Linked DNA regions of Homo sapiens: all the other regions are linked to region 1. Evidence: read pairs that join two places in POLR2A ChIA-PET (ENCODE). Cell type or tissue: MCF 10A. All regions are shown on one strand. Each heading gives the region's core, and the rest is flanking DNA. Links, peaks and the distances in the headings are about the cores only.

Region 1 (7,463 bases), core at 823-5,822:
CCCCATTCTAGAACCTGGAAATTGGAGCCCCTCAAAAACAGTTCCTGTTCAAGGAGGACTGACCTGCTGGGGCAATGTTGGGTGCAGTGCAGTCCCTGCTTGGGGTGGTCATGTCTAGGCTGTTGCTCTGGGCAAAGATAAGTTGCAAGATTCACAGAAATGGGAAAATGTGACCAAGTGTGATCTTAACAACTGACAAAGTTTGTAACCAACCCAAGTTAGAATGTGTGTCAAACAGGAGGTAGTTTAGATATGCTTCCAAGAACATGTCTGTGTTATAACCATAGTGCCTAAGCAGTGAGCTCTGGTTTTTGAAGGGCTTTTAAGAAATATATACATGTCTGTGTCAGTCTATAACTTGCCTCCTCTGGGCCTGTTAAAGCATGAAGACTGCATGACACAAGAGAAATGCAAGCCCTACGGTTCCTTTCTCAGCAGCGAATTCACTTGAGAGGATGCTCTTGACTCATTCTCTCTGCTCTTTCCTGCTCAGATTTCTGATAAAAATAGAGAGCATAGGGGAACAGATAATGAAATAGGAAACCCACTCGTGGGTTCCACAGATACCTACCGAAGGCCTACTGTGTGCTAGAATTGTAGCTCAGGAGTTCTCAGTGTAGCTGCTCACTGAAGTTACCATGGCAGGTTTCAACTGGCAGAATCCAGGCTCCGTCCCACCCAGAGATTCTGATGAAATTGGTTTAGGGTGTGGCTCGGGCCTCAGGAATTCAGAAAGCTTCCCAGGTGCTTCCAATGTGCAGCCAGGGTTAGGGACCTCTACCCTAGACACAAAGTATTGGACAGATAGACCTGGTGCCAGAGATGGCCATGAGCTGTAAGCTAGGACGTGCCCCACCTGAGCTCTGCACTAGCTAGTTCAAACAGGCGCTTTAAAGGCAGTGTGAAAGGGGACAGCCTGTTCTGCCAGGTCTCAGAATGTATATTTATTAAGTGCCATTAAAAGGGACCTGAACAAAATTGGATGTCTTGTAGGCATAAGGGAGGAAAATAAAATATACTTGGAACCAAGTCTATGTCATGAAGGGAAAATAAAAATGTATTCAGTAGCACGTGGGTTATGGTTTCTCATAGACCAGGGGATAAGATTAAAAGTCACTGAAGAGTGGGAAAATGCATGTTGAGAAGATGAGAATGGCCTGTATTTTCTCCAGGGGAATCTGTGTAATGTGCCTTTTCCCTCTCCAAATGCCTAGAACCATGGCACTGTGTCTTATTTATTTAACCGTTGGGCTGTCTCATACTAAACTTGCAAAGATATTTGCCTATGAACTGAACAAGACTTCCAGGAGTTGAAGTCTGGTTCACAAGGGTACCCCTTGCCTCCTGTGATGGAGTGAGAACTCTTAAACCCCTCAGGCCCCAACTCAGTTGTGGAGATGAGGACAAGATTACAATATCAAAAGAAAGATGAATGAATTCTTGGTTAATATGACGAACCCCAGCTCAATGAGTAACTGATGTGAACTGCTGGGAATAAAGGACTTCAAAGATGGAAAGTCTCTGGAATTTGTGTGACTCTAAACATTGGGTAGCCAGATGCCCCGCTGTGCCATTTGTTTGCTAGACACTTGCTGTATATAAAAATAATATCTTGTTTGCTCAGGTGTCCATTTAATGGACACCCTTCACGCCTCAGGGAGCTGGCCTGAGCTGCTGGGGGATACAGAAAGAAATCAGACAGATGAGGCCCGGTCTTCCAGATCCCAGTCTCTAAGGCAGGCAGATGAGGCACCCATCAATTACGTGCCGTGTAAGTGTCAGGATGAAGTAATGGCAGGTGCCACGCAAGCCAGGGAAGAGGCCTACCTCTGTCTCAGACTTGGCGGCCAAGGAAGGCTTCCTGGAAGAGGTGATATCCAAGCTGAGGCCCAGTGGGTGGTTAGGTGAAGATGGCAGAGAGAGAACATTTGGAGGCCCAGAAGTGCAGCAAACATGGAAAGGAGCCTTGGATTTTATTCTGAGGGCAGTGGGGGAGGCATGAAAGGGTTTGAAACAGAGGAGTGATGTGCTCAGGGTTGTACTTTGGGAAGATCACTAGGCTCTGACTGTGTGCCTGTTGCGCCCACAGGCAACTGCATGCTCCTTGAGGCTGAGAACTTCTGATTCATCCCAGAATCTCCCTAAGCCTTTGTCATGTGCCTCAAGTACTAGATGTTCAATACATATTGCTTAGTAAGCATCCCAGAGAGGATAGGAACACCAAAGCCTTGCCTTCAAGGACTCTCCTGGCCGACTGGAGAGTCAGACATCAAGCAGTTATCTGGCCCTACAGGAAAAGATGCCCTCAGCCCCAGAGGGGTGCTATGGACCAGGCATATAGGTGCTCAGACAAGGGAGAGATTTGGGAAGGCTGAGGTGGCCAGGGGCAGTTTCCTGAGGAAGGTGGTGCAGGTGCTGGGCCTTGTGGGATACATAAGATTGGAGAGAGTAATCCGGCTGGGTGTGGTGGCTCACACCTGTAATCCCAGCACTTTGGAGGGCAAGGCAGATGGATCACTTGAGGTCAGGAGTTCAAGACCATCCTGGCCAACATGGTGAAATCCTGTCTCTGCTAAAAATACAAAAAATTAGCTGGGCATGGTGGCGTGCGCCTGTAATCCCAGCTACTCGGGAGGCTCAGGTAGGAGAATTGCTTGAAACTGGGAGGCAGAGGTTGTAGTGAGCCGAGATCACCATGCCATTGAACACCAGCCTGGGTGACGAAGCAAGACTCTTGCCTCAAAAAAATAAAAATAAAGCAATCCTATGGGATTACTCTGTCATCTACAGGATGGAGGCCTTCTCAGGCCTGGGAGGCAGTGTGGTGGCATGAAAAGGCCCAGCACTTGGCCTCAGAAAATCTAAGTCCACACCAGGCCCCAGTACCTCATGCCTGTAGTCCCAGCTACCCAGGAGGATTTCTTGAGCCCAGGAGGTCGAGGCTGCAGTGAGCTGTGATTGCGCCGCTACACTCCAGTCTGGGTGACAGACGGAGACCCTGTTTTTATTTATTTATTTATTTATTTATTTTTATTTTTTTAAAAAAGAAAAAGAAAAAAAATCTGAGTCCAAGACCTACTTGGCCATAGGCAAGCAGCAAATGTCTTGACTATGGATGGACCGTGGTTTCTATGTATGAAGACATCTGCTGATGGCCCCCAGGCTGCTCTGTCCTCCCACTCAGACTCAAAAGTACTCACTGCAGAGTTCTGGCCATCTCAAGGGTGTGGCAGGACAGAGCCTAAAATACCCTGGGCTGGGGCAAAGGAAAGAGCTGGATTCCACTCTGGCAACATCATGGAATCTGGGATCCTGAATGATTTATTCACTTAACCTTGCTCATTTTTTTTTCTTATCTATAATTACCCAACTTACCTTTTCTGTTTTCTCATCTGTAAAATGGATACAATAATTCCTGTTCTCCCAGGGTTGGTAAAAGGATTAAATAAGGGACAATCAGTGTGCCTGGTGGTAGATGTACCAGGAATATCACTGATATGCATTGATGGCACAGAAGAACTGTGACCACCAGGTGGCAGCAGGGGATCAGCTAAGGGACGGCTGGGAAGCGCCTTTGGGATCAATGCGAAACGCCCATGGTGCCAGGCAGTTAGTGGAGATGAGAGGAAGGGCCAAGTGAAAGGCATTAGGGGGTGGTGGGGACTGTGTTGACCAGAGCATGCACACTCAGTCTAAAAAGCTGTAGCTTCTTGGCTCCAACCAACTGTTCCCACATCAGAAGGAGGGTGCCGTGGTACCATTCTGATATTTCAAGAGAAGCCGCCAGGAACCAGAGTTTTTGTTTGTTTATTTATTATTATTATTATTATTATTATTATTATTATTGACAGAGTCTCGCTCTGTCTTACCCAGGCTGGAGTGCAGTGGCACGATCTCGGCTTACTGCAGCCTCTGCCTCCTGGGTTCAAGCAATTCTCCTGTCTCAGCCTCCCGAGTAGCTGGGATTGCAGACATGTGCCACCACACCTGGCTAATTTTGTGTTTTTAACAGAGATGGGGTTTCACCATGTTAGCCAGGCTGGTCTCAAACTCCTGACCTCAGGTGATCCACTCGCCTCGGCTTCATAAAGTGCTGGAAATACAGGCGTGAGCCACCGCGCCCGGCCTATTTTTATTTTTTGATGTGACATCTTCCATGTGGAGATCGCGTAGTCCACAACAGTTTGCCTCCTTGCATATTCTGCCTGAATGTGGGTTGAGTGTTCTTGGTGGAGATCTTCTCTGAAGAATTACTTTCGTATCTTCGTATTTCCTGTGAAATCCCTTTCTCCATCGTCACTTTAATCATCCCTTCATCAGACATTAATTTCCCTTCCTTAGATCTCTGGGAAGCATTGTTTCCTTTGTTAATGTTATTATTGTTGTTATTGTCTTCAAATTTTTATTGTCGGTCATATTTTCTGACCCACTAGACAGGCTCCCCATAATACTAGCATACAAGGTTCTTCGGAGAATTAAATGAGATGCTGACATAAACCACTTAGCCAAGCACCCAGCCCATTAGTGCTCAATAAACCTACTTGTCATTATTATAGGGACTTCCGAGGAGATGCGTGAAGTTTAGAGGAAGGTTTGCAGGGCCTGTCTGCCTCCCTCTATGTGGGATGCTGATGAGGCCACTCTCCTATGTAGAAGAAGGCCCCTTGTCCTGGGTCCTGAGGGCTTAGCTGGGGTTGGGCACAGCTCTTCACTCAGGGGCTGCTGTCACACCCCACAGGCATTCCTGGGGCTTTCCTTCCTCTCCCATCCCTGGTGCTGCCAGGCTGGGGCAGTGCTCGTAGGCACAAGCACCTGAGGGTTTCCCCGCCTCTCTCCAGCTGTAGGGTGTTCTGGCATCCACTGCATCTGCACAAGGACAAGCCGGGCAGGTAACCAGGCAATAAGCAGGCACACTGGATACTGATGGAGCAGTTCCTGTGGTTATAGGCTCAGGGCGCTTTGCAGCCAGGAGCATCCTTTTAGGTGTTTCTAGGGGACGCAGCAGCTTTGGGGCCCAAGAGTCTGCTGGAGGCTTCAGTAGAAGCTTAAGGAGTGAAAAGAAGTGGGGATCAGTTTGCCCTCATAGACTGTCACTTATGACTGGGCTCAGGAGCACTAGCTGCTGGCCTTCAGTTAATCCTGGAGGTCTCAGGCAGGACATCTCAGCGTCTAGGACATCTCAGAGTGCTTCTGGGTTTCCCATCTTGGGCCTGTCTGCCTGTCATTGGTCCTCTAGGGTCTGGATATCCTCAGGGCCTGTGAGTGGAAACTGAGTTGTAAGCAGCGGCTGCCGGTTTGGGACAGCCCTGACCCTCAGGCAGGCTGGCCCGGGGGAAACCCAGGACTGGCGCCCTCCCATCTTGAGCAGCTCCTATCTCCAGAGGTGGGCTGTTTGCTTCCTTGCCATCATGTTTGTTCCCTGCCTTGCTCTGCTCTGTGCTGCAGGGAACTCCATCTCCCCGGCTCCCCTCCCCTCTGGTTGCCTGGTAGGTTTGGCCAATGGGAGGCACTGGCAGGTGGGAGAAATGCCTCAGTTTCCCCCCTCTCTGCTTCAGGTAGCATCTCTGACAGTGGCCGGTCTCCTCTGTGGTCCCAGCTCCCACTGGACAGCCCCTCCCTTGTGGTCCCACGTCCCATCAAACAGGCCTGGCTGTGCTTCCAGTTTCTGTCTGGTGACACCAGATCCTAGACACTAGGATCTTCCCCGCATCCCTCCAGTGGAGGGGTTGTAATGTCTTTTTGCTATTGTTCATCTCTGGGGTGCTTCTCAGATCTTTCACCTGTGTAACCTACTCCCCAGAATGAATTCCTTCTGTTCTTTTTAAAAATTTTTAGATGGAGTCTCGCTCTGTCACCCAGGCTGGAGTGCAGTGGCATGATCTCTGCTTACTGCAACCTTCAGCTCCTTCAGGTTCAAGCAATTCTCCTGCCTCGGGCTCCTGAGTAGCTGGGATTACAGGTGCCCGCCGCCATTCCTGGCTAATTTTTGTATTTTTAGTAGAGACAGGGTTTCACCATGTTGGCCGGGTTGGTCTCGAATTCCTGACCTCAGGAATTCCTGACCACCTAGGCCTCCCAAAGTGCAAAGATTACAGGTGTGAGCCACCGCGCTCAGCCCAAATTCCTTCTGTTCTAATGCATAGAGTAGTTTCTGCTTTCTGACTGGACAGCAAAATACCACTCAGAAGCCAGGGCTGCAGGGAGGGGCTGGGTCTTGGTGCTATGGGATCCCTGGCACCTCCCTGGTACCTGGTCCCTCAGGCAGCCCAGCCCTTGGGGAACAATGGAAATCATCTCTAGGTCTGTCTGCACCTTCCCTGGTTCAGGGGGCTGTCAGCCATTCCTACATGGAGCTCTTGGAATGTCTTCAGTCCCAGAAGAACTGAGCTGGTCATGCTCCAGTATCAGTGGCTGTGGTAGTCTGCTGAGCTGCCCCAGTCTTGGCTGGCTGAGACCATTACTGCCAGGCCCAGAGCAGACAAACACAGAGGAAATCCAAGGGCACTGTGTCAGTGCAGAGCCAGGGTTTGGGGAAGGGCCAGGCCCTACAGCCCTGGGGGAGGGGAGGAGGAAACACAATTTTCTAGCCATGATGCCTCAGCAGCATGTGTCTGGCCCCTACTCAGAAGGGGCAGTGAGCCCCAGGTTTGGGAAATGGGAAGTGGGATGGGGCTTCTGGCCAGGGCAGAAGCTGCTGGTCTTGGGGTCTCAGGGCTCCTGGGCACATCAGTAGAGCCTCTGGTGTGGGAATAGAGCAGCACGTTAATAGCAATAACTGCAGCATCTATTCACTACTCACAAGGCTGTTTGAGGTTAAACGAGGGAATCCACTTTACAGGACTAATTCAATGCCTGGCACATAGGAAGCTCTCAAGAGCTGCAAGCTAAAAGACCAAACACAAGTCTCAACAGCAGCCAGCTGCCATGGGCCTCACGCTGTTGGGCTGTCATGAGACTAGTGGTCTGGATGGAGCCCCAGGCCTCTCCCCTGGGGCAGGGCTGGAATTGGGGACACAGATCCAGCTAGAAGAGGGCCGAGTCAGGTGAAGGATCACGGGAGTTGGGAGGGCATGGTGATTCTGGGGCACACTCCCCAGGGATGTGGGGGAGGCAGCAGGTGTCCATCAGGCAGTTGGAGCTGCCGTGGGACACGGGAATGGGCATCTCCTAGTGTCCAGGCAGGTCAGAGGTCAGAGCCAGGTCAGACTGTGGGCAGCAGGGTTTCAATCTTTGGTTGGGGTTCAAGCACTAAGCTCTGGGGAAGGAGAGATCAGGCCGATGAAAGATACAGAGATCATAGCAGGAGGCAGCATTGAGAACTGGGCACAGGGTTAGAGTATGACTGTCAGTGCAAGGGACTTTGTATTGGGCTCTGGTGGCTGCCCTAGAGCTGCTTAAAACCCTCCCATATGAGGACAGCATGGTTTTAGGGAGCCATGTGGGGCCAGACTTGGGAGAGTGTC
Region 2 (7,463 bases), core at 1,621-6,620, 74 kb before region 1:
AGTCCCCCTCTCACCAAAAAAATAAGAAAGAAAGAACTAGAGAAGGGGATCTCACCATATTGTTCTGACTGGTCTTGAATACCTGGGCTCAAGTGATCCTCCCTCCTCGGCCTCCTAAAGTGCTGGGATTACAGGCGTGAGCCACTGTGCCCAACCAGACAACCCAATGATCTTTAAAAAACCATATATATATGTGTGTGTGTGTGTGTGTGTGTGTGTGTGTGTGTGTGTGTGTGTGTATATATATTTTTATATGTATAAAATATTTACTGTTCCTTTCCTTATAAATGTGACATTGAAAAATTTCTAAAATTCAGATAAATCGGAAAAAAACAAAAATCTCTTAGAGGTAATCACCAAATGTTAACATTTTGCTGTATAAAATTCCAGCATTTTTCTATGCATATGTATATATGTGTATGTGTATCAGTATATCTGCATATCACACTACTGCATTCTAGCCCAGGCAACAGAGCGAGACCTTGTCCCAAAAAATATAAGTACGTATTTTATTTTTCATTTCTTAAAATTTGCAAAAACTGGCCAGGCACAGTGGCTCACGCCTGTAATCCCAGCACTTTGGGAGGCCGAGGTGGGCAGATCATGAGGTCAAGAGTTCGAGACCAGCCTGGCCAACGTGGTAAAACCCTATCTCTACCAAGAACACAAAAATTAGCCAGACATGGTGGCACATGCCTGTAATCCCAGCTACTCGGGTGGCTGAGGCAGGAGAATTGCTTGAACCCAGGAGGCAGAGGTTGTAGTGAGCCAAGATCACACCACTGCACTCCAGCCTGGGCGACAGAACAAGACTCCGTCTTGGCGGGGAACAAATGTGCAAAAACTAGTCATGGTATACATTTTGTTTTGAGATCTGTGTTTTTCATGTAGTGATTTGTCGGAGACCTGTTTCCATATAACTAATTTTCTGAAATATCACTTTTAATGTCCATATGTTAATAATGAATCATATTGATGGAACAACATCTAACCAATCCTCGTTGAGTATTCTGGTTGTTTCCAAACTTTTGCTAATATAAACAAACTATGCTGTAATGAATATTCCTGTAGCTAAATCTTTGCTGGCATCTAAAATTAAGTGGTTTAGGATATATTTCTAGAAATGCTACTCTTCTTAAAATTCCTTGTATCATAAACAACAATTTCCAATTATGTTTTGATATAGTTTGTGGTGATTAAACCCGTATTCATGGACTATTCAATCTTTTCATTTATCTTTACAGACTTAAAAGAGATTGTTAGGTTTTCTTTTCTGACCAGCATATTGCTCTAAAACTCAATACATTTAATTGTGCAATTCCCCTATTCTCTCTCTCCCCCCAATTTCAAAATCTCAAGAATTTTGCAAGTCTGTTGTTTGCAAGGATGTGCTCATGCTATTAAAAATGTCTGTTTTATGACATAGCTAACAAGACACATTTGTTGCCCATTAGTGAAGCAATTGAGTTCTATAGATTCTTAGATTCGGTGGAAGCAAGCAGCAGGGGGTGGGGTAAAGAGAATGAGTTTCCTGGAAAACAGAATAGATGTCTTCGGAATCAAAACTACAGTGAGCCAAGTATGAGAAAAAGTAATCTCATGTTTTTTTGTTTGTTTTTTTGTTTGTTGTTTTGAGACAGATTTTCACTCTTGTTGCCCAGGCTGGAGTGCAATGGCATGATCTCGGCTCACCACAGCTTCTGCTTCCCAGGTTCAAGTGATTCACCTGCCTCAGCCTCCCAAGTAGTTGGGATTATAAGCATGCGCCACCACGCCCGACTAATTTTGTATTTTTAGTAGAGACGAGGTTCTCCATGATGGTCAGGCTGGTCTCGAACTCCCGACCTCAGGTGATCCGCCCACCTCTGCCTCTCAAAGTGCTGGAATTACAGGCGTGAGCCACCACACCTGGCCTATATTATTCTTAAAAATTATTTTGGGGTGGGAGAAGAGAAACCAAATTATCCCTTTAGTTGGGTATTTAAGGACAGGTTAAATTATGTCAGAAAATGTTATCCTGACCTTAGTCAGGAAATCTGATTTTAATTGTGACTCTACCTTAAATATTTTCCTGGACTTCAATGTTGTAATCTTTTAAAAGATGTCAGATTTTAAGATTGCTTTAAAAATATTGTGCTATTGGTTGGGTGCGGTGGCTCATGCCTGTAATCCCAACACTTTGGAGGGCGAGGGGGCAGATGACTTGAGCTTAGGAGTTTGAGACCAGCCTGGGCAATGTGGTAAAACCCTGTTTGTACTTTCAAAGAAAAAAAAAAATTGTGCCATTTATTGATGATGACTCCTATATTTTGAAGTAGAAAGAAGAAACTAACATACTCTTTGTCTTTTACAGCTTCTTAAAATTCAGATAAAATGTAAAATTCTGACAGGCAGATCTTGACTTGTGCTCTTTAATACTTAAATGTTAGGAAAATCAGATTCTCTAACCGCAAAACATACCAATAGATAGGTAGTTAGAAATTAGAAGATACTGGCCAGGTGCAGTGGCTCACGCCTGTAATCCCAGCACTTTGGGAGGCCAAAGCAGGTGGATCACAAGGTCAGGAGTTCGAGACCAGACTGGCCAACATGGTGAAACCCCTTCTCTACTAAAAATACAAAAATTTGCTGGGCGTGGTGGCAAGCACCTGTAGTCCCAGCTACTCGGGAGGCTGAGGCAGGAGAATTGCTTGAACCTGGGAGGCAGAGGTTGCAGTGAGCCGAGATCACGCCACTACACTACAGCCTGGGCAACAGAGCAAGACTCTGTCTCAAAAAAAAAAAAAAAAAAAAGGCAATAATTATACCTTACTTTTCAGTATAGCTTTCCCTGGGGGTGGGGGAGGGGCATTACTTAAGTGACCTCTGTAAATCTCTTTTAGTCTGAAAAGTCCTTGCATAGATTTTCATAAAGGGAAAACACAAAATGACTTTTACTCTTCAACGTAGTCTAATCCTTGGCAAAGAGTTACTGTGAAATAATGCCGGAGGCTTTAACTCGTTTGTCTGCAATGAACACTCTGCAGTGTAATATATGCAATGCCAGAGATATGTCCTGACAGGGAGGAAATTCAAGTCATCAATGTTCCATCTACTCATTGAAAACATTACTGATAAGGCCAGGACTTGAGAAGCACAAAAAAAGACTAAATGCTGCATTTCGCCTGTGTTTCCTATCCCACTCCCATTACCTTATTCTAATCAGTCTGTCCCGGCAATATTTAGATAATCAAATTGTATTTTAAATTTTCTATTTTAATCACAACAACCATTAATTCCTGGAAATGTGCTGTCATATGTGGCATTTTGGAATATTTGTGTTAGCTATTTTTATTTGGAAGAATTTTATAGTATTTTGGAGTTTCTGCAATTTCTATGTCCCTTTCTTTTCTCAGCCCCTGTTCTCTTCCTCTGCATTGTTCATTAGCAAGGGCATGAAACTGTGCTCCTCGTGACTCATTATTACTCACTATAGTAATCTAACTCTTCTTTGTGAGACTAAATTTGGAAGATGCTTGAGTTGCCATTCCTGAGGAGAGCTGGTCCTAAGAACACATCCTGTTAACTCTTAACTCTCCATGCTGATGCCAGGAAGCACTGATACTTATCACAGAAAATGAACTAACTGCTCCATTTCAGCCTGGCTAAGCCCAACACCACTGCAAAAAGACTTTCTGCAGTGAACAGAGCCAGGGCGCTGAGTAGGGAAAAAAAGAACTTTGGGCAAAAAAAGAACTTTGGGTTTTAGGGCCCTAATCCACAAAGCATAAAAAGTCAGTTTGTATTTATATGGCACTGTATAGTTCATAGAGTATTTTGTGATTCACTGACTTGTGTTTTTCCTGGCCAGTATAAGAGCTAGGTAACTGCAGCTATTGTATCCATCGTAGGTGTGAGGAAGCCAGAGCTTACCCAAGAACACCAGCTTTTATTTTTATTATTTTTATTTATTTATTTATTTATTTTTGAGACGGAGTCTCGCTCTGTCGCCCAGGCTGGAGTGCAGTGGCGCGATCTCGGCTCACTGCAAGCTCCCGGGTTCACGCTATCCTCCTGCCTCAACCTCCCGAGTAGCTGAGACTACAGGGCCCACCCGGCTACCACACCCGGCTAACTTTTTGTATTTTTAGTAGAGACAGGGTTTCACCGTGTTAGCCAGGATGGTCTTGATCTCCTGACCTCGTGATCCGCCCGCCTCGGCCTCCCAAAGCGCTGGGATTACAGGCGTGAGCCACCGCGCCCGGCCAAGAACACCAGCTTTTTGAGAAGGATTCCTTACATTCCACACCACTGTTCTATGATGTATGTCTGTTTACTTTTACAGGGAACATGTCCTGTCCAGAGCTTTCTGCCTGTTCTAGATCTGAATGGGGAGTAAAGTAGCAGAGATTACCTAAGTAGGCTTACATTTGACTTAAATCATCCCCCTCCCCCCTTGGCTCATTTACATAGTTCATCTGCAGCTCAATAAATCTCAATTCTGCCGCTTGGTGTTCCATCAGGGTCTGACTTCCAGTTGTGCCTGAATTCCCACAGTTTTGAGAGTCAGCACCCATCTTCATCGTGTCTGAATCTCAAACCCAGCAGTTCCTGGTGTGCTGTCCAGTTCCTTGATCCAGCTGTCTGATCCCGGTTACTCACCTCTGTCTTCCTGTCCCCACCAGCCATCCTTCCTAGACAATGCTGCTTATTCCTGCTTCATCAGTGTTCATTTCTTCTGCCTCTTCCCTGTCAGATTCTAAAGCCAATTGACCTATTTAAACCTTAGCTACCCACCAGCCTTTCTACACCCTTCTTGCTTCCTGTCAGACTCCGAACCTGATCTGAGCTCCTAAATCTTGCTTCCTTGTGTGTGTTCTGTAGGCCAGGCAAATGATAGACTTAAGACTCTTTCTACTTACCTTCTAGCCCCCTCTAACCTATATGCAAGCCATGTTTTGATGATTTGTGGCTTAGGATTTCAAGTTCTGTCATTCTTCTTAGCCTGTATTTTTTTGTGTCCTACACTGTATCATTGATTGCCATAGCTTCTGCCCTAGTTGATATAGGATATGTGAGAGCACTTTGTTTAGGCCATAAACCTCTTAGAAATATACTCTGCTGCTGTTATTATTAGGCAATTCAAGCCAAAGGTGACTTTCTCTAACCTTCCTGGGGGAGGGAGACAAGCTTTCAGCTGAAATAGAAACTTTACAATTATTGTCCAAAGCCAAAAATAAGAAAGTGTAACAACTATGACACGACCACTTCTGGTATCTTCGTGTAGAAGATTCCTTTTGACAAGGTCATCACTGTAGACTTTCAGATGTGTCATAGGAAACAGATAAAAATTTCTAGATTATTCTAAAGGTTTTAGAACCTTTCTTCTAATCAACGTGAAGATATTGAGTTTGAGTTTTCATCTACACTGATTGATTTTCCCACGCATAGGTAATAATTAGTTTAAATTTTTTTTTTTTTTTTTTTTTTTTTTGAGACAGAGTCACTCTGTCGGCCAGCCTGGAGTGCAGTGGCGCGATCTTGGCTCACTGCAGCCTTCGCCTCCTGGATTCAAGCAATTCTTATGCCTCAGCCTCCTGAGTTGCTGAAATTGTAAACATGCACCAACACGCCTGGCTAATTTTTATATTTTTAGTAGAGATGGACAGGGTTTCGCTGTGTTGACCAGGCTGGTCTTGAACTCCTGTCCTCAAGCAATCCATCTGCCTCAGCCTCCCAAAGTGCTTTAATATTTATACAGTGCTTTATACAATATTAGTCTTACGTATGTTATCTTATATCATAAAAAAATTTCATTGGGAAAATAATTTCATTGTTTTAAATTTTAGATAGGGCAACTTAAGCCCAGATATCTTACTTAACTTGCCCAGGTGCACTAAATGACTCAAGGTTGCATCTTGTACTTGAACTCAAATTTTTCTTACTCCAAAGAACCTGCTTTTTCATTTCTCCCGTTTATGCATCTCAGGACTACAAAACACCCTGGGAAGGAAACTGCTCATCTCTTTCAAGATTAAGGGAAGATATAAAAACAGACATCCTCGGCCGGGCGCGGTGGCTCCCGCCTGTAATTCCAGCACTTTGGGAGGCCAAGGCAGGTGGATCACCTGAGGCCAGGAGTTCGAGGCCAGCCTGACCAACATGGAGAAACCCCGTCTCTACTAAAAATACAAAGTTAGCTGGGCGTGGTGGTGCATGCCTGTAATCCCAGCTACTCAAGAGGCTGAAGCAGGAGAATCGCCTGAACCCAGGAGGCGGAGGTTGCCGTGAACCGAGATCGCGCCATTGCACTCCAGCCTGGGCAACAAGAGTGAAACTCTCTCAAAAAAACAAAACAACTCCCAGACATCCTCTTAGTAGATCCCATGGTATGGCACAGCAAGGTATGTTAATGAACCCATGGCACATCGTGATCTTAATGATTATACAATGCTGCCATCTTGAGGATATGATCAGTAATTGTTATTCTAGCCAGCCTTCTGTGGCCTAGCATCAGGCACAGCCAGAAAGCTGAATCTGGACAGTCAGATGTTAAATACCCAGCAAGGAGCTACAGTCAAGGAGGCCAAAATAACATTTGAGGAGCCAGGCAAGTGTTAGGAGATTGAGCAAACCTGTGGTGCTTTCAGAACAAGGTAAATGAAAAGGACCAAATTAGGGCACATCAATTCATGTATGCAGGATAAGAAAAACGGGGCCTTTTATTTACTCCCAAAGCACCCTGTTCTTCCTTCTAGTATAGTGCCATCTCACTGTATTATAATTGCTATAAACTGGTTTCTCCCAGTGGACCGATGAGCCATGACAGCAGAGAATAAGTCCTGTTATAGTTATATCTGCATTGTGTCCTCAGCATTAGCACACTGGGTAATAAGTATTTAGTAAATATTTTGTGGCTTAATGAGTGACAGGCATAGGCAGCAGGGGACAAAGTCAAAATAATGGCAGAGCCAGTTTTCCAGATTTCCAGATCAGTGCTACTATCTACTATACAACATATATTTATGAATGGGCAAAAGCATACTGGCTACCAAGAGACACTGAAATATACCTAGCCTTTTAGGTGGCCACCAGCAATGATAGCCATGAGGCATGTCTCTAAGGCTGTAAGCACTGGGCTTATTTATTGAATACCACTTTGGACCAGTCACTGCACTAAGTGCCAGGACTGCAATGAAGAACAAAAAAGATAGCCCCAGCCCTTATGAGGTTTACAGCCTAGATCTAGACTATACTACTGATCAGACAGGGCCTTTCATGGTCATCATGACTTGGTGAGGACATGTGATTCCACAATCTGGTCTTAGCTTTGTAATGTCAGAAACTCTAATTTTTTTTTTTTTTTTTTTTTTTTTTTTTTTTTTTGTGAGACAGAGTTTCCCTCTTGTTGCCCAGGCTAGAGTGCAATGGTGCGATCTCTGCTCACTGCAACCTCCGCCTCCCAGGTACAAGCAATTCACCTG
Region 3 (7,463 bases), core at 866-5,865, 200 kb before region 1:
GCACATGCCTGTAATCTCAGCTACTCGGGAGGTTGCAGTGAGCCAAGATTGTTCCACTGCACTCCAGCCTGGGCAACAGAACAAGACTCTGTCTCAAAAAAAAAAAAAAAAGTAAAATTAAAAGATCACTCCTAAACGGGGCAGGGAGGGAAAGCAAATGTATTCCTCTTGTATACTTTTTTATATCTATATAAAGAAACCCAGGAAAAATACAAAAGGACCTAATAAAAGTGTTTACCTATGAAAGCAAACTTCTCAATACCCACTCTTGCATCATTTTGACATCTTAACCATATGTAGATATCATCTGTATTCCTGTCTTGTGGCTGCCATAACAAACTGTCACAAACTGGGTGGCTTCAGACAATAGCGATTTATTCTCTCACATTTCCAGAGGCCAGAAGTTCAAATCCGGGCGTGGGCAGGGCCACATTTCCTCCCAAGGCTGTGGGGAGCTTCTCTTCCCTGTCTCTTCCATCTTCTGGGGCGCCACACATTTCTTGGTGCATCGAGGACATTGCTCCAATCTCTGTCTGTGTGGTTACAGGGCCTCCTCCCCTTCTCTCTGTTTTTTTTTTTTTTTTTTTTTTTTTTTGAGACAGGTTCTGGCTCTATCGCCCAGGCTGGAGTGCAGTGGTGCAATCTCTGATCACTCCAACCTTCACCTCCTGGGTTCGAGCAATTCTCATGCCTCAGCCACCTGAGTAGCTGGGATTACAGGCGCACCACCGTGCCCAACTAACTTTTATATTTTTTTGTAGAGACAAAGTCCTGCCATGTTGCCTCGGCTGGTCTCACACTCCTGGGCTCAAGCAAAGCACCCCAGAATGTTGGGATTACAGGCGTGAGCCACCACACCTGGCCCCTTCTGTCAAATCTTCCCCATGTGACTCTGATTAAGACACTTGTCAGTGAATTTAGGACCCACTCAAATAATCCAGGATGATCTCTTCGTCTCAAGATTCTTAACTTAATTACATCTGCAAAGATCCTTTTTTCCAAACAAGGTCGCAGTCCCACAGATCCTAGGAATCCAGCTTTGGACATATCTTTTGGGATGCCACCATTCAACCCATCATGCTACCTACTCAAAAAGACCGAAGTAAACTGAAACATTTCTTCTAGCTGTGGGGTGGGGAATGAACTATAGGGTGGTGGGATGGAGGCGGAGTGGGCACGTGTGGGAGGAAAGGCCAAGAGAAAGTGATCTGTGGGAGGGAAAAGTCAGAATGTAGCATTCCTCACCCCTCCCCTGTCTGGTTTAAGCAAATGGCACATTTTGGTGCCTCTGCTGTGGCTGGGGAGATTGGAGGACAAAGCGGGTTTGCAGGAGGTGGGGATTGGGAAGGGAGGAAAGTTTTAGAAGTTTCAAAATGTTTCAAGTAGGTAGTTGGAAGACCGCATGGCAAGGGAGGGGGAATGGAAGCCTCAGATGACTGAGCAACCCAGGCTACAGAAGCCCCATCATCTCCCTCCTTAGAGAGCTCAGCATCTGGGGATGCAGCCACCTGGCAGAGTTGGCCATGATTCAGCTTGTGAAATCCAGGTTTCTCCCAGTCTACATTTGCACAACCAATTCTGTGAATTTAAATGCAAGACTTCTCATCTCCAATGTAAATTTCAGGATCCCTATGACTAATCTTTCCCCGTAATTCTGCCTCCAAACCAAGCAGGAGTGTATGCATAGTATGATCCCATTTTTGCAGGAGGAAAAGACTCTTTGTGTGGGCCTATAACAATAGCTAATCCTGGCTGAGCCAGACATTGTGCTGAGCTCAGCATACTTTATCTCATTTCATTTTCTCAGCCACACTCTAAACAAGGTGGAATTCTCATCTTCCGAGGAAGAAAATGAGACTCAGAGAGGTCACTCGCCCAAACTAGTGACCTATTGGGAGTTGTACGCTGGTGTCTTGGCCTTTGTGTCTATAATCATTAACGCCTCCCCCCACCTTTACGCCCACTTGTAGATACAAATGCATATAAAACATTCAAGCATATACCTACAAAGCTGTTAACAGTGGTTAGTTCTGAGATGGTGGTGAGAGGCTACCCATTACACAGTTCTGCCTCACTTTAAATTATCTTCAAAGGACTGGGCACAGTGGCTCAGGTCTGTAATCCTAGCACTTTGGGAGGCCAAGGTGGGCAGATCACCTGAGGTCAGGAGTTCGAGACCCGCTTGGCCAACAGGGCAAAACCCCTTCTCTACTAAAAATACAAAAATTAGCTGGCTATGGCAACGCACACCTGTAATCCCAGCTACTTTGGAGGCTGAGGCAGAAGAATCACTTGAACCCAGGAGATGGAGGTTGCAGTGAGCTGAGATCGTGCCACTGCACTCCAGTCTGGGCAACAGAGTGAGACTCCATCTCAAAAAATAAATTAATTAATTAATTAATTAAATTAAATTAAATTATCTTCAAGGAATCTGCTTCTCTAATTAGTAAATAGACATCTGTTCATCCAGAGAAAAATCTGGAAGAACATACACCAAAATGTCAACTGTGGTTCCATCTGGGGAGCATAAGCATGGGAAACGAGCTACCTTCCACACTGTATATTTTGATGTTGTTTGAACTTTATACGATGAGCATGTGCCACTTTTGTAAGCAGAAAAAGTAATTAAGACCTTTTTTTTTTTTAACGTAAAAGGAAGAATAAAGAGGAGGGTGACTCAGCAGCTGGCAACAGAGGCCCCACCTTCCTTCCTGTGCTCCTTTCCACCTCTCCCCACCCACATGCACACACCCTAACTGGAAAAACCTGGGCTCCTGCCGGCTGCGTCTGTCCTTCCCGTCTCTCCTCCTAGTGGTTGAACTGGGCCACCGCTAATCCCAGGGCAATAATATCTCCCCCTCACCTTTATTAGTGGCTTGTGGTTTATGGGATGCCTCCAGTGCCAGCTCATGTTTAATCCTCCCCATGATGCTGTGAGGTAGCTATTCTCATGCCCATTCTACAGACATGGAAACTGAGGCTCAGCAAAGCTAAGCTCCCTGCCAGAGGTCACATAGCATGTCTGCGATTGTGCCTGGGCCCAAATTCCCAGGCCAGGCTTCTTGAATGCTGCATCAGTTCAAGCTCATTTCAGGAACCTGAGGTTTGCTACCTAAAATCGGCCTGTTGGATCTTGTTCAGCCACATGAAACAGCAGATGTGCGCCTGTTCTCTGAAGAGCCCATCCCTGCAGCCTCAGGCACTCAGCCCTTCCCTGCACTGCCTTGGCCCTGGGGCTGAGCCTGAGAGAGAGGAATGGAAGGGCGCTTTGGGTCCTGACAGAGAAGCGTGGGTAAAAGGGAGACAAAAAGGGGGCAGACCCCTAGCATACACACAGATGGGCACAGGCAGGCAAACCCTACAGTCTAGGAAAGTGGGTAGGGGCCAGGCAAGGTGGCTTACGCCTGTAATCCCAGCACTTTAGGCCGAGGTGGGAGGATCACCTGAGGTCAGGAGTTTGAGACCAGCCCAGCTAACACGGTGAAACCCTGTCTCTACTAAAAATACAAAAATTAGCCAGGTGTAGTGGCGAGCACCTGTATTCCCAGCTGCTTGGGAGGCTGAGGCAAGAGAATTGCTTGAACCCGGCAGGCAGAGGTTGCAGTGAGCCGAGACCATGCCGCTGCACTCCAGCCTGGGCAACAAGAGTGAAACTCCATCTCAAAAAAAAAAAAAAAAAAAGTGGGTATGGGCTGGATCAGAATCCTGGATATGGCTTTGATCAAATCATTTAGTGTCTGTGGGCCTCAGTTCCCTCATCTGGAAAACGTGCATTACAGTAGCACCACCTTATAGAGCAGTTCCAAGGACTCAGTGGGGAATCCTTAGAGTGCATTTAGCACAATACCTGGACATAATGCCTGCTGAATAAGTGCTGCTTCTTGTTATTAACAAGACTGAATTGATCTGATCAAAGCAGCTCCCTTTGGTTTCAGCGAACATTTACTGAGTGCCTACTATGTGCAGGCCTGGGGTAAGCCCTGGGGATATTGTGATAAAGTAGATGGAGCTCTGCTCTCACACAGCTCCCAAGCGATCAAGGGAGGCCAACCCAGAAAGAGGCAGACCATTCCTGGAGGCCACCAGGGTGGAGGGGTCCATGTGAGGTGAGACCTTGAATGCCAGACTGAGCTATCTGAACCTTCTCCTGTTGGCCTGGGAGCCACGGAAGGTCTTAGAGCAGGGGTCGCTGACCAAGTCGTCTCATGTAGAAGTGGGATCTCGGTCCCTGCGGCCCACCCGCTTCCTGAGCCATCGTTGAGGACGGTGTGGTGGGAGAAGGGGAAGCTTAAGAGGGTCAGGCACTGGGCCTGTGAGGCCAGGATGGGGGCGTCTTGGCTCAGACAGGGTTGAAGGTGGACTCGGGGAGGCCACACAGAGACGTTAGGGAGGGGATTCGGTCCTGGAGTCAGTAGCAGGGGAAGAATCCATTTAAACTCAACCAAGGGCAGGGCTAACAAGCTTATCTGGGGGTGCGGCTGATCACTGCAGGGGCGTCTCAGGTGATTTTGTTTTCTTTCTGCGTGTCTGTGTCTTCCGTTTTTCTACATGGAGTGACCAGAAGAGATGAGGCCAGCTGTTGTTTGGGAGCCCCGGGATGAGACTCAAGGGGTCGCATCTCAGCGCAGGGCACGGAGGAGCTCCTGTGCAGCTGGAGGAAGGAAGCAGGACTCACTGGCAAGTTCTGGGATGCAGGGAGAGAGGCTTGGACATGCCGGGGCTGCGGCTTTGGGCAACGCCAGCCTCTATGAACCTTGACATCCTCCTCTGTTGGGGGGTAATGATGGCGTGGCAGAGGGGGTAGGCCCAGAGGAGGATCTGGGGCACCCCCCTACCCTCCGGCTCCCGGGCGTGTCTGCGTCCGTGTCATCTTCCGCCCAGGCGTGGGCCAACTCAGCACAATCTGGCAGGGCGAGCCTGGGCACCAGCTGAGGGAGGCTGGGTTCCAGCCCCTCGCTGCCCAGCCTGACCCAGTTGCCCCAACAGGAGGGCCTCCAATTTCTCCTGGGGCAGCCCAGTCACCTGGGAAATTCTGCTCATAGCAAGCAGGAAAAGGCCAGGACTCACGCCCCAATGACGCCACAGCTGGGCAAGCCCTGGGGACCCAGAGGGCCTGGTTCCAGTCCCGCCTGTGGAACAAACTCAAAGTTGCCTTCTCTGGGGCTCAGTTTCCCCTCTGATTACCACCTCAACCAATCCGTGTGTTCATTTTCCCTTTGTGGGGGCATCTACCAAGTGTCAGACCTGCAATAAGCATCAAGCATCAGTGAACCCCTATCCTTAGCCTTGGGAAGCACCCAGCCTGGCTCGTCTGCAGCCCTGTGCCCACGCACAAAACTAGAAGCTGCTCTGCAGGGCCAGTGGGCTTGGCTTCCCTCTGCATCCGCAAGGCGGCAGGTGCCCAGAAGAGGGCAGCAGAGAGCGCGTCTCCAGCCTCCCAGGCTGAATCCCAGTGAAAGGGAGCCTGTGACCTTGGCAGTCGTGGAAGGCCAAGGCCAAGGCCTGGGGATTTTTCAGCCTCACTGTTGTCAGGACAAAGTTTCAGAGGTACCTCTGGCACATTAGCATTCTCTTTGTCCTGGACCCCTGGGCGGCCGACACCCCCGCACTCTCCAGTCCCAGAGCATCCGGCCCTGACACCCTGGCCTGTGCACTGCCCCCCAGGAAGAGTTGTCCTGGGGCTGCTTTCAACCAGCTGTGGCCAGCTCTGGGGAATGGAAGGAGGGTACTGAGGACTGAGGAAGGCTGGGGAGGAGAAGCCCCATCAGCCACGGCAAGTCCCCGCCACCAGGGGCATGGGCTGGTCCTAGGAGCAGTGGGCACCCTGCAGCGCCTTCCACTAGGTAGTGAACGATACCAGTACGTTTTCTAAAGATCACCGTGGTGCCATGAGGAGGACAGACTAGCACTCACATTCAGACACACGCTCATGTTCTCATTCTCACACATGCACACTCTCATGCACACTCATGCTAACACGTTTCACACAAATCACCCCAAACTCACACACTCAGATACACTCACACTCACATGCTAACACAGACATATACACATTCATGCTCACAGTCATACCCTTTCACACCAACACACTCATACAAACCAGAGCTCACCCATTTCCACACAGCTTGCACACTCGCGAACACTCGCCCACACTTATGTATACACACAACACTCACACACTCATACTCTCATACACTAACACACATTCATTTTTCACACAGCTCTTACAAGTGTTCGTGTACACACACTTACATATGTTCACACAGTCACACACACACCCCTCCATATGCTCGCACACACACACACACACTCATGCACTCACACTCGAGGCCTTCCTGGAGTGGGTCGGGTGCAGTCCGAGGGGGCACTGTCAGCTCCGCTGCCTCCTGCCGGGGTTCCAGGGATAATCCCAGCTCTCAGGCATCTGATGTGCCTCCCACCCACTTCTGAAAAGGATTTCAGATGGTTTAGAAAGGCAAAGCCCAATTGAAGCAGGATAATGAAAAAGAAAAACAGAGGAGGGTAGAGACGTTAAAATCTTAACCCCGGTTTCTCCTGGCCCAGGGCCTTCTAAGCCCAGAAGTACTCAGTGGTCTGTGATTTCAGAGCCCCTGCCCCAGGCCACCTTTTCCTGGCCTCTGTCAACGGCACTTCAGCCCTTGTGGGCCTCTCTACTTGTCCCAAGGCGGGCTGTGAGAGGGCTTCTCCCCTGCCACCATGCCCACCACTGCTTGGGGGGTTAGGGCACCAGTCTCTGGTCTCCCTTCAGCTGCCTGAAAGGGGGCTGGGCTGAAGGCAGTTCAAATGACTGCCTCACAAATGGTGTTCCCCGACATCGGTCAGGCTGCCAAGCAAACATCTTGGCTCTACCTCTGTCTTTCCTCGAGATGAACTCCCAGCAACCCAGGACCCTCCAGTGCTGAAGCAGAGTTCCTTGTCTCATTGTTCCAGAGTCCTAGTCTTGATGCTCTACCCATCTGACCCTCAGTCCCAACACAGCCCAGCACAGTTTCTCAGTGAGGGCCTTATTCAGATAAGACACCCAGGGAGTGATGATATGGTTTGGATCTGTGTCCCCACCCAAATCTAACCCCCAGTGTCAGAGGTGGGGCCTGGTGGGAGGTGATTGGATCATGCACGGAGATTTCTCATGCAAGGTTTAGCACTATCCCCCTTGGTGCTGTTCTCATGAGAGTAAGTGAGTTCTCACGAGATTGGGTTGTTCAAGAGTATGCAGCACCTCCCCTCTCTCTCTTGCTCCTGTTCCTGCCATGTAAGACGTGCTGGCTTCCCCTTCCCCTTCTGCCATGATTGTAAGTTTCCTGAGGCCTCCCCAGAAGCTGAACAGATGCCAGCATCATGCTTCCTGTACAGCCTGCAGAACCGTGAGCCAATTAAACCTCTTTTTCTTTATAAATTACCCAGTCTCAGGTATTTCTTTACAGCTCTGCAAGAACCAACTA
Region 4 (7,463 bases), core at 1,678-6,677, 56 kb before region 1:
CTTGTCTTTCTTACAGATTGATATCTCAGGGCCGTGCATGGTGGCTCACACCTGTAATCCCAGCACTTTGGGAGGCAAGGCAGGTGGATCACCTGAGGTCAGGAGTTTAAGACCAGCCTGGCCAACATGGTGAAAACCCATCTCTACTAAAAATACAAAAATTAGCCAGGCCTGGTGGTGTACAACTATAATCCCAGCTACTAGGGAGGCCAAGGCAGGAGAATCTCTTGAACCTGGGAGGCAGAGGTTGCAGTGAGCCGAGATCGTGCCACTGCACTCCAGACTGGGCAACAGAGTGAGAGACTCTGTCTGAAAAAAAAAATTGATATCTCAGGAGACAGAAGAAATAATTCTCAAAACTTACGTTCTAGACTTAGTAGAATACACTTTTTACACGGTTATAGAGATCTTTGCAGAAAGCAACCACACGAGAAACACTGTGGTATAGTAGTAGACTTGGCTTCAAATCCCAGTCACCTATGAGCTATATAATCTTGGACAACTTACTTAATCTTTCTGAGCCTCAATTTCATCATCTGTAAGATGCAAATAATATCTATCATAGGATGATTGTCAGGATTAGAAACAATCTATGAAACATTACTGACATGTATTAGGCACTCAATAAGTAGCACCTGTTTTCATTATTACTATGGAAAGAGTGGTAGATTTCACAAAGTAGAATAAAAAATTAGATATGATCCCAAGACTGAGACTCTAAAAGAGGTAGACAGCTTTTAAAAAATTTATCAGAAAAATGTATTTACTTGACTCATAGCATTGCGCGTATTGTGGTGCTAAGTACACATTTGGCACAACTTACCTCTTTCTTCTCAACCTTCTTTTGCTTACCTCTGGAACAGCAAGTGATTCTAATGATTAAAAAAAATGGTATGGGAAGAAAGTATTAGTGCTATAAAGAAGTTCTCTGATTAGCTAAACTTATAAAAGGTTGAGAAACAAACATAACACCCACTTCTCCAGGTTTGGAGCATTCAGCTCAGTTGCTGTATTAAGTACATTATGCAGATTATGTTCTTCAATTCTTTTAGTTTGGGGCCTACCAATTATTAGAAGATGACTTCCATGTGGACATTTGTCATTTTCCTGGCTGCCCAGCCTTCATGTTACCATTATACATTTGGGAAACAGGACATTGTGTAAAGCAGGGCCCTGGATCTCATTCATGGAAGCCAAAAGGCCTTGGTATCAGTTTTCTCTGATTATGATTCTGGAAAGAAGAATGAAGAGAAGCAGGCAATGTGTAAAGTTTATTCAGTAAATTTTAGTGAATTTCAGTGGTGGTGACATTCAGTAGCCGGTAACAGTAATGGCAGCTAGGTGATCTATGGCATCCAGTCCCCAGGACCAGAGCCTGAATGGCAGGGCCAGTGGCATTGCCAGTGTCCAGCAGAAACATCTTTCCTCTGGCATGGTCTCCTCTGTGGATCTGGCCACCTGGCCTCCCACAGCGCCTGTCTATATTACTAATCCAGTTCTCTAGCCTTTCTACTGATTCTTTGAGCTCCCAAATACTCTTCCAAGAAATTCCTTTTCTGCTTTGGTTAACCAGAATCAGCTTTTGTCGCTTGCAACCATGGACTCTGGCTAGTAACTAGTCTTTAGGTAATGTGCAACCCAAAAGACTCCAGTGCTGCTTACTTTAGTAAAAATCCCTTAATAAAGTCATGGTCAAATTTGCAACTGGTCTAGGAGTTCTGTCAGGGCTCCCTTTAAGGCCCATACACCTCAGGCAAAAGAAGAAATACCAAGGAAAGGGGCTGTTGTCTCTTGACTCTCAAATGTCTGCTGCCCCACCCTAATCCACCTCTTTGCCTCCTACAATGTCTTCACACTCACTTATCCACCCATTCAACAAACACTTATTCAGCACCTACTATGCACAAGGCATTATGGCAGGCAATAAGAGGAATCTAAAGATCAATAAGCTAACCCTGACAGTATACTTTTGAATTTTGAACTGGCACATGTATTTTCTTTTCAAAATACATAAAATTTAAAAATGGATCACTCTGTCAAAGGTAGAAGTGAAAGCGAACCCTTTTTTCTTTGGATTAGTGTCACCGAGGGCAAGGTGATGTCCATTTCTTTGTAAATGTTCTAGAAATCAAATGGATTCCTTTGTTAGAGGTTTCCAGTCAAAAGCAAACATCTCTCCAGAAGACTGAGAAAATAATGCCCCTTCTAAAGTCAACAAGTAGATTGCCGCTCTTCAAAATCTGTGTGACTAGGGTGAAAGATGGTGGAATTAGTGGCAGTGCATTAGAAATGCCACTCAAAATAACTGAGTCCTAAAATAGAATCAGAGAAACATCAGTTTCAAATGAAAAATATTATCCAGCTTATTTTGGTCTCCTTAAATTGCCAAGTAAATACTTGGGATCCTATAATACAGCAGCTGCCCCGGGGAGTGTTGACACTTACGTCTAAAACCACAGAATACTCAAGCAAGGAAGATGGGCACACATTACAAGTGCAAAGTATTCCATCACGTACTTCTGAAAAAAAGCGCAAAGTAAAACATGTAAAGCAGATGATTTCACACATTCAGGAAAAACTGGTCAGGCACATACACACTTTACAGGAGTGTGAACTGAGGCGTTGAGCACTCACAAGACCCTCACCTGGAAACAATCAGGAAGTCTGATCTAGGAATCAGTCTCAGCTTTGGGGTCAGCTCTTCACTTCCCGGCTGACTTTGGACAAGCCACTTAGCCACTCTAAGACTCACTTAGTTTCTTTATCAGTAGGTTAGAATAGACAAAATATCAAAATTGAAGAGAACCTTAGAGATCACCTCAATCAGTTTTTAACTTGTACCAGACTTTTCTTTGAAGCATCCCTAATAAGCTTCTCTGCTTGAATGTTTACTTTTAGTGACAGGATATGCTCTCCAGGCAACTGATGTTATTATTATTATTATTATTATTTTTGGGACAGAGTCTCACTCTGTCGCCCAGGCTGGAGTGCAGTGGTGTAATCTTGGCTCACTGCAACCTCTGCCTCCAGTGCTCAAGCAATTCTTCTGTCTCAGTCTCCTGAGTAGCTGGGATTACAGGTGCCCACCACCATGCCCAGCTAATTTTTGTATTTTTAGTAGAGACGGGGTTTCAACATGTTGGCCAGGCTGGCCTCGAACTCCTGACCTCAAGTGATCTACCCTCCTTGGCCTCCCAAAGTGCCAAAGGGATTACAGGCGTGAACCACCGTGCCCCGCCAACTGATGTTATTTTTGAAATACTCAAATTGTTAGAAAAGTTCTTCCTTACATTTTAAATTGCAATGCATCTCCTTACAGCTTTCTGCATCCTGGTGGCCTCTAAGATCATACAGGTTAGGTCTAATCCATAGGGCTACTTTTTTGAAAAGTCCTCAGCTTCCCTTGCTTTTCTTTTTTCTTTCTTTTCTTTTTCGAGACGGAGTCTCGCTCTGTCACCAGGCTGGAGTTCAGTGGCGTGATCTCAGCTCACTGCAACCTCCGCCTCCAGGATTCAAGTGATTCTCCTGCCTCAGCCTCCCAAGCAGCTGGGATTACAGGTGTGCACCACCACGCCCAGCTAATTTTTCTATTTTTGGTAGAGATGGGATTTCACTATGTTGGCCAGGATGGTCTCGATCTCTTGACCTCGTGATCTGCCCCCCCCTCAGCTTCCCAAAGTCCTGGGATTACAGCCGTGAGCCACCGCGCCCGGCACCCTTGGTTTTTCTCTTCTGCAAGCTATACCACCCCTCTCCCCTTCAGTTGCCCTCATCTGTCACATTCAAGAGGAGACACTTTTCTGGTTTTCATGTTTTTCTGAGTGTAGAGTGGTGGTTAAGCAGCCTGAACCCTCAGATAGTCTGAATTCGAATACTGGCACTGTCACTTAGTAGTTGTGTGTCATGGGCAAGTTATTTTCACCTCTGTAGCTTAAGTTTCTCTCTCTTGAAAATGAGGATAATAATAATGATACCTATCTCTTAGAGAAATTGTGAATGAGATAATTGAGACAGTACAAGTAAAACATTTAGTATAGCGCCTGGCCCTTAGTAAGCAATATGACTACTACCAGCAGTAATAATAAATAATAAGCCCTAAATTAAGCCCTAAAAATGAAAATAAGAATAAAAGAAGTGGCAGAATGAGAAAAGCTAATCTAGTCCATTCCTGACGCTACAAACAAGGTTTGGTTGCCCCGATATGAAACTTTACATGCGTTTCATAGCAACTATCACTTTCAATGGTGGGTTTAGTGTCTTGCACAGGAGCCCAATAAGGCCAGGACCTTGTCTATCGTGTTAACTGTTGTGTTCTCTGTGCCCAGAACAGTGTCTTGCTCCCAGTAGAGTGAAAGAATGGACCAACACCGTCATGTCATGGAAGCGACTGGCCGACTTGGCTAAGGTTGTGCAGGGCTCCCAGGAGAGCTGGGGCAAGAACCAAGGGCTCCTCGGCAGCCAACACTAAGAATTAAATTGAGGCCCAGCCCTACAGTTTGGTGATTCGGGCAGGAGCAAAGGTATCCAGTAATACCGGGGTCAGCATTCCCACCGGGTGGCCTAAATGCCGGCTCCTGTTTTCTGGATGACGAGCCCGCGGAGAAGGTGGCTTAATGAGAGGCCGCGGGAGGGTGGGTGCCGGCACGTCGCTAAACTCCGCCTGCAATCCTTCGGGTTGGCTGCCAGCCAGGGCACGGTTCCGAGCCGGCCGGGGCTGACTCCGGGAGCAGCGAACAGAAAACAACCTGGCTCCAGAAAGACAATTAACAAAGGCTGGAGACCAGCCACCCCCTCGCGGCGCACGCACGCAGGCAGCTGCGTGGGCATAGCCGCGCCCGCCAGCGCCCTCGGTGGGCACAGCCACCCGGAGCGGCGCGGGTGCCGGGAGCTGGGCGACGCGCCCCTCCTGCCCCGGCTGCGCTGTTGCCCGGGCGGCCGACCTCCGTGCGTGAGCGCCGGCAGGCACCTTGCGCGCGCGGGTGAGTCCGCTGGGCGTTTGGGGCCTGGTCAAGCAGGATGGGGCTGGAGAGGGGTGCAGGAAACAGCTGCTGGGAGGATCAGAAAAGGGAGGTGGGACAGAAAGGCAGGATGCGACGACCTCCCGGGTCCCAACTTGCTTGGTAGCTAGCTTTGTGTCTTGAGCCTTATGAGAATGTAAGCCACCTGGTCCATATGGCCTACCCTAGTCGTTTTACAGGTGGGAAACTGAGGCCCAGGGAGGTTAGCCGGCCTGGAAAAACATTATTATTCTTTGTTCCTGTTTCTCTCTGCCTTCTTCCGTGCAGGATTTCAGACAGCTTTTAGAAAGAATGCATACATTATAACAACGGAAAAATACAAACAATGGTAAAGAATCCTTGCCAAGCAAAATATAATTATGAATAGACAGTCAAGGCCAGGAAAAAAGAGAACAGAAATCCGTGATCCATAGGTGAGGTGACTTGGCTAAGGTCCCTCAGAAAAGTCGTGCCAAAGCTGGGACTAGAAGTCAGAACGTCCGGCTTCTGAACGCCAGAAACTTACAGTGGGGAAGCAGACAGCCTGCCCAGGCACTGGTTCTTAACCTTCTGGGGGTCCCTGACCCCTTAGAGATCTGTGTCCACTCCCAGCAGAAGGGTTCACACAAAGCCTTGTGCACAGTTTGAGATTTGACATGAATTCCTGCTGTAAGGAATGCCTGCAGGCTGCTACTCAGGCAGGGTGGTTTCAGAGCACTTTCTTTGCTCCTTTGAAGGGAGGCAGCTGGTGGAGGAGTACCTGCTGTGCGTCCAGACAGCCAGCTGTGTGATCCAGGAAGCATAGTTTAACCTTTTCAAGGCCTAGTTTTATGTGTAGACGGGGGATGAGAGTGTCTGCTTCATCCTCCAGGTTATTGTCAGACTTAAGAATGAACATAAAGGCTAGTGCTTGACATAATATATGCTCAATAAAAGTGCTGACGATTATAGGGTGACTATAGTTTACAATAATCTATTGTATATTTCAAAATAGCTAGAAGAGAATAATTTGAATGGTTCTAGCATAAAGACAAATATTTAAAGTGATGGATATCCCAAGTACACTGATTTGATCTTTATAAATATATTAAAGTATCACAGGTACCCTGAAACTATGTACATCTATTATGTACACAGTTTAAAATTTAATTTAATTAATTAAAAAAAAAAGTGATGACACACAAAATCATCAAAGCTGTGGGAATTAGGAAAGGGTGATGACCTGGAAGAAATTGGGCTGTATCTGAAATAAAATACAATTTAAAAAATTATAAACATGAAAAAATAAAGTCAGCCCTATTATGACTTACAGACCACACCACATACCTTCGTGATGGTATCCTAAATAAGGGTGCAGCAAGGTACTACCCTCAATATTTGACTCCAAGTCAAAAGCTGAAAGTAGAAACTACCAGATACTGTAACAAGGAGTGTTTACTGGGCTTCACTTGCCTCTTTCAAATGGGGTCAACACCCCGTTTTTTTGTTGTTGTTTTTTCTTTGTTTGTTTGTTTTAGACGAAGTCTCGCTGTCTCCCAGGCTGGAGTGCAATGGCACAATCTTGGTTCACTGCAACCTCCGCCTCCCGGGTTCAAGCAATTCTCCTGCCTCAGCCTCCCAAGTAGCTGGGACTACAGGCACACGCCACTATGCCCGGTTAATTTTTTGTATTTTAGTAGAGATGGGGTTTCACCGTGTTGCCCAGGCTGATTGCAAACTCCTGAGCTCAGGCAATTGCCTACCTCGGCCTCCCAAAGTGCTGGGATTACAGGCGTGAGCCACTGTGCCTGGCCTATAGAGTTTGTTTTTAAATGAGAGGAAAGAGGACATAAACTGGGACCTGAGCAGCACCCACCCTTATTCAGCAATAGAGCCTCAGCTGAATTTCTGCCAGGGAATAGGAGTTGCTGGCAGTTGGCTCACATCCCTCTTGGATCAGCAGATTACTGTGGTAAACAGTGCCTTGGCTGATTCTGCCCTAGATCAAATAAATGGCTTTTTATTTAACTAATGAGGTAGGGAATGTGTTTTCATGTGCTGTAACAGAAGCAAAATGGCATTTGTAGAGCTTGACTGTCCAAAGCCTATTGCTTGTTTATTAATAGGCTGAAGAATTTGTTTATTTGTTTGTTTATTTAGAGACAGGGTCTCCTCTGTCACCCAGGCTGAGTGCAGTGATGCAGTCACAACTCACTGCAGCCTCAACCGCCCAGGTTCAAGCAATCCTCCTGCCTCAGCCTTCTGAGTAGCTGGGACTACAGGCATATGCCACCACACCTGGCTAATTTTTTACTTTTTGTAGACACGGGGTCTTGCTATATTGCCCACGCTGGTCATGAACTCCTGGATGCCAGTGATCCTCCCACCTCAGCCTCCCAAAGTGCTGGGATTACAGGCATGAGCCACTGTGCCCAGAGAATTTTATAATTCTAATAATTGTTATTATTTTCTTAATTCCCTAATACT

What was found. Peaks named below come from ENCODE experiments on the same cell type or tissue, not always from the same donor. Only the 100,000 strongest peaks of a DNase experiment are listed, where the experiment ranks them.
Region 2: POLR2A ChIA-PET joins it to region 1 with 24 read pairs; 5 of 35 experiments call an interaction of 5 or more read pairs at or near these places.
Region 3: POLR2A ChIA-PET joins it to region 1 with 13 read pairs; 4 of 35 experiments call an interaction of 5 or more read pairs at or near these places.
Region 4: POLR2A ChIA-PET joins it to region 1 with 45 read pairs; 4 of 35 experiments call an interaction of 5 or more read pairs at or near these places.

What each region holds. Positions count from the first base shown.
Region 1 is chr5:149,633,452-149,640,914 of GRCh38, forward strand. It overlaps ARHGEF37 (Rho guanine nucleotide exchange factor 37), which reads left to right. Exons shown (of 13, transcript NM_001001669.3): 13 at 1-1,517. LOC124901104 reads right to left here. Exons shown (of 3, transcript XR_007058990.1): 3 at 3,792-5,256. Among named protein-coding and RNA genes, the nearest start is that of ARHGEF37, 56 kb to the left of the region's middle. In MCF 10A, for the core only: a CTCF peak has its summit at 3,524 (motif pointing right); a DNase peak (open chromatin) is centred at 3,540.
Region 2 is chr5:149,558,500-149,565,962 of GRCh38, forward strand. It overlaps a transcript of ARHGEF37 not described here. Among named protein-coding and RNA genes, the nearest start is that of CSNK1A1, 11 kb to the left of the region's middle. In MCF 10A, for the core only: CTCF peaks have their summits at 4,561 and 6,445 (motif pointing left); DNase peaks (open chromatin) are centred at 2,982, 3,512, 4,412, 6,412 and 1 weaker place.
Region 3 is chr5:149,437,300-149,444,762 of GRCh38, forward strand. No RefSeq gene overlaps it. Among named protein-coding and RNA genes, the nearest start is that of MIR145, 10 kb to the left of the region's middle. RefSeq lists enhancers at 3,895-4,712, 4,713-5,530. In MCF 10A, for the core only: CTCF peaks have their summits at 2,817 and 5,405 (motif pointing right); DNase peaks (open chromatin) are centred at 1,592, 2,802 and 5,412.
Region 4 is chr5:149,576,646-149,584,108 of GRCh38, forward strand. ARHGEF37 (Rho guanine nucleotide exchange factor 37) reads left to right here and starts at 4,853. Exons shown (of 13, transcript NM_001001669.3): 1 at 4,853-4,979. RefSeq lists enhancers at 4,514-4,643, 6,861-7,030 and a silencer at 4,724-4,903. In MCF 10A, for the core only: no CTCF peak of the experiment used is centred there; DNase peaks (open chromatin) are centred at 4,676 and 5,566.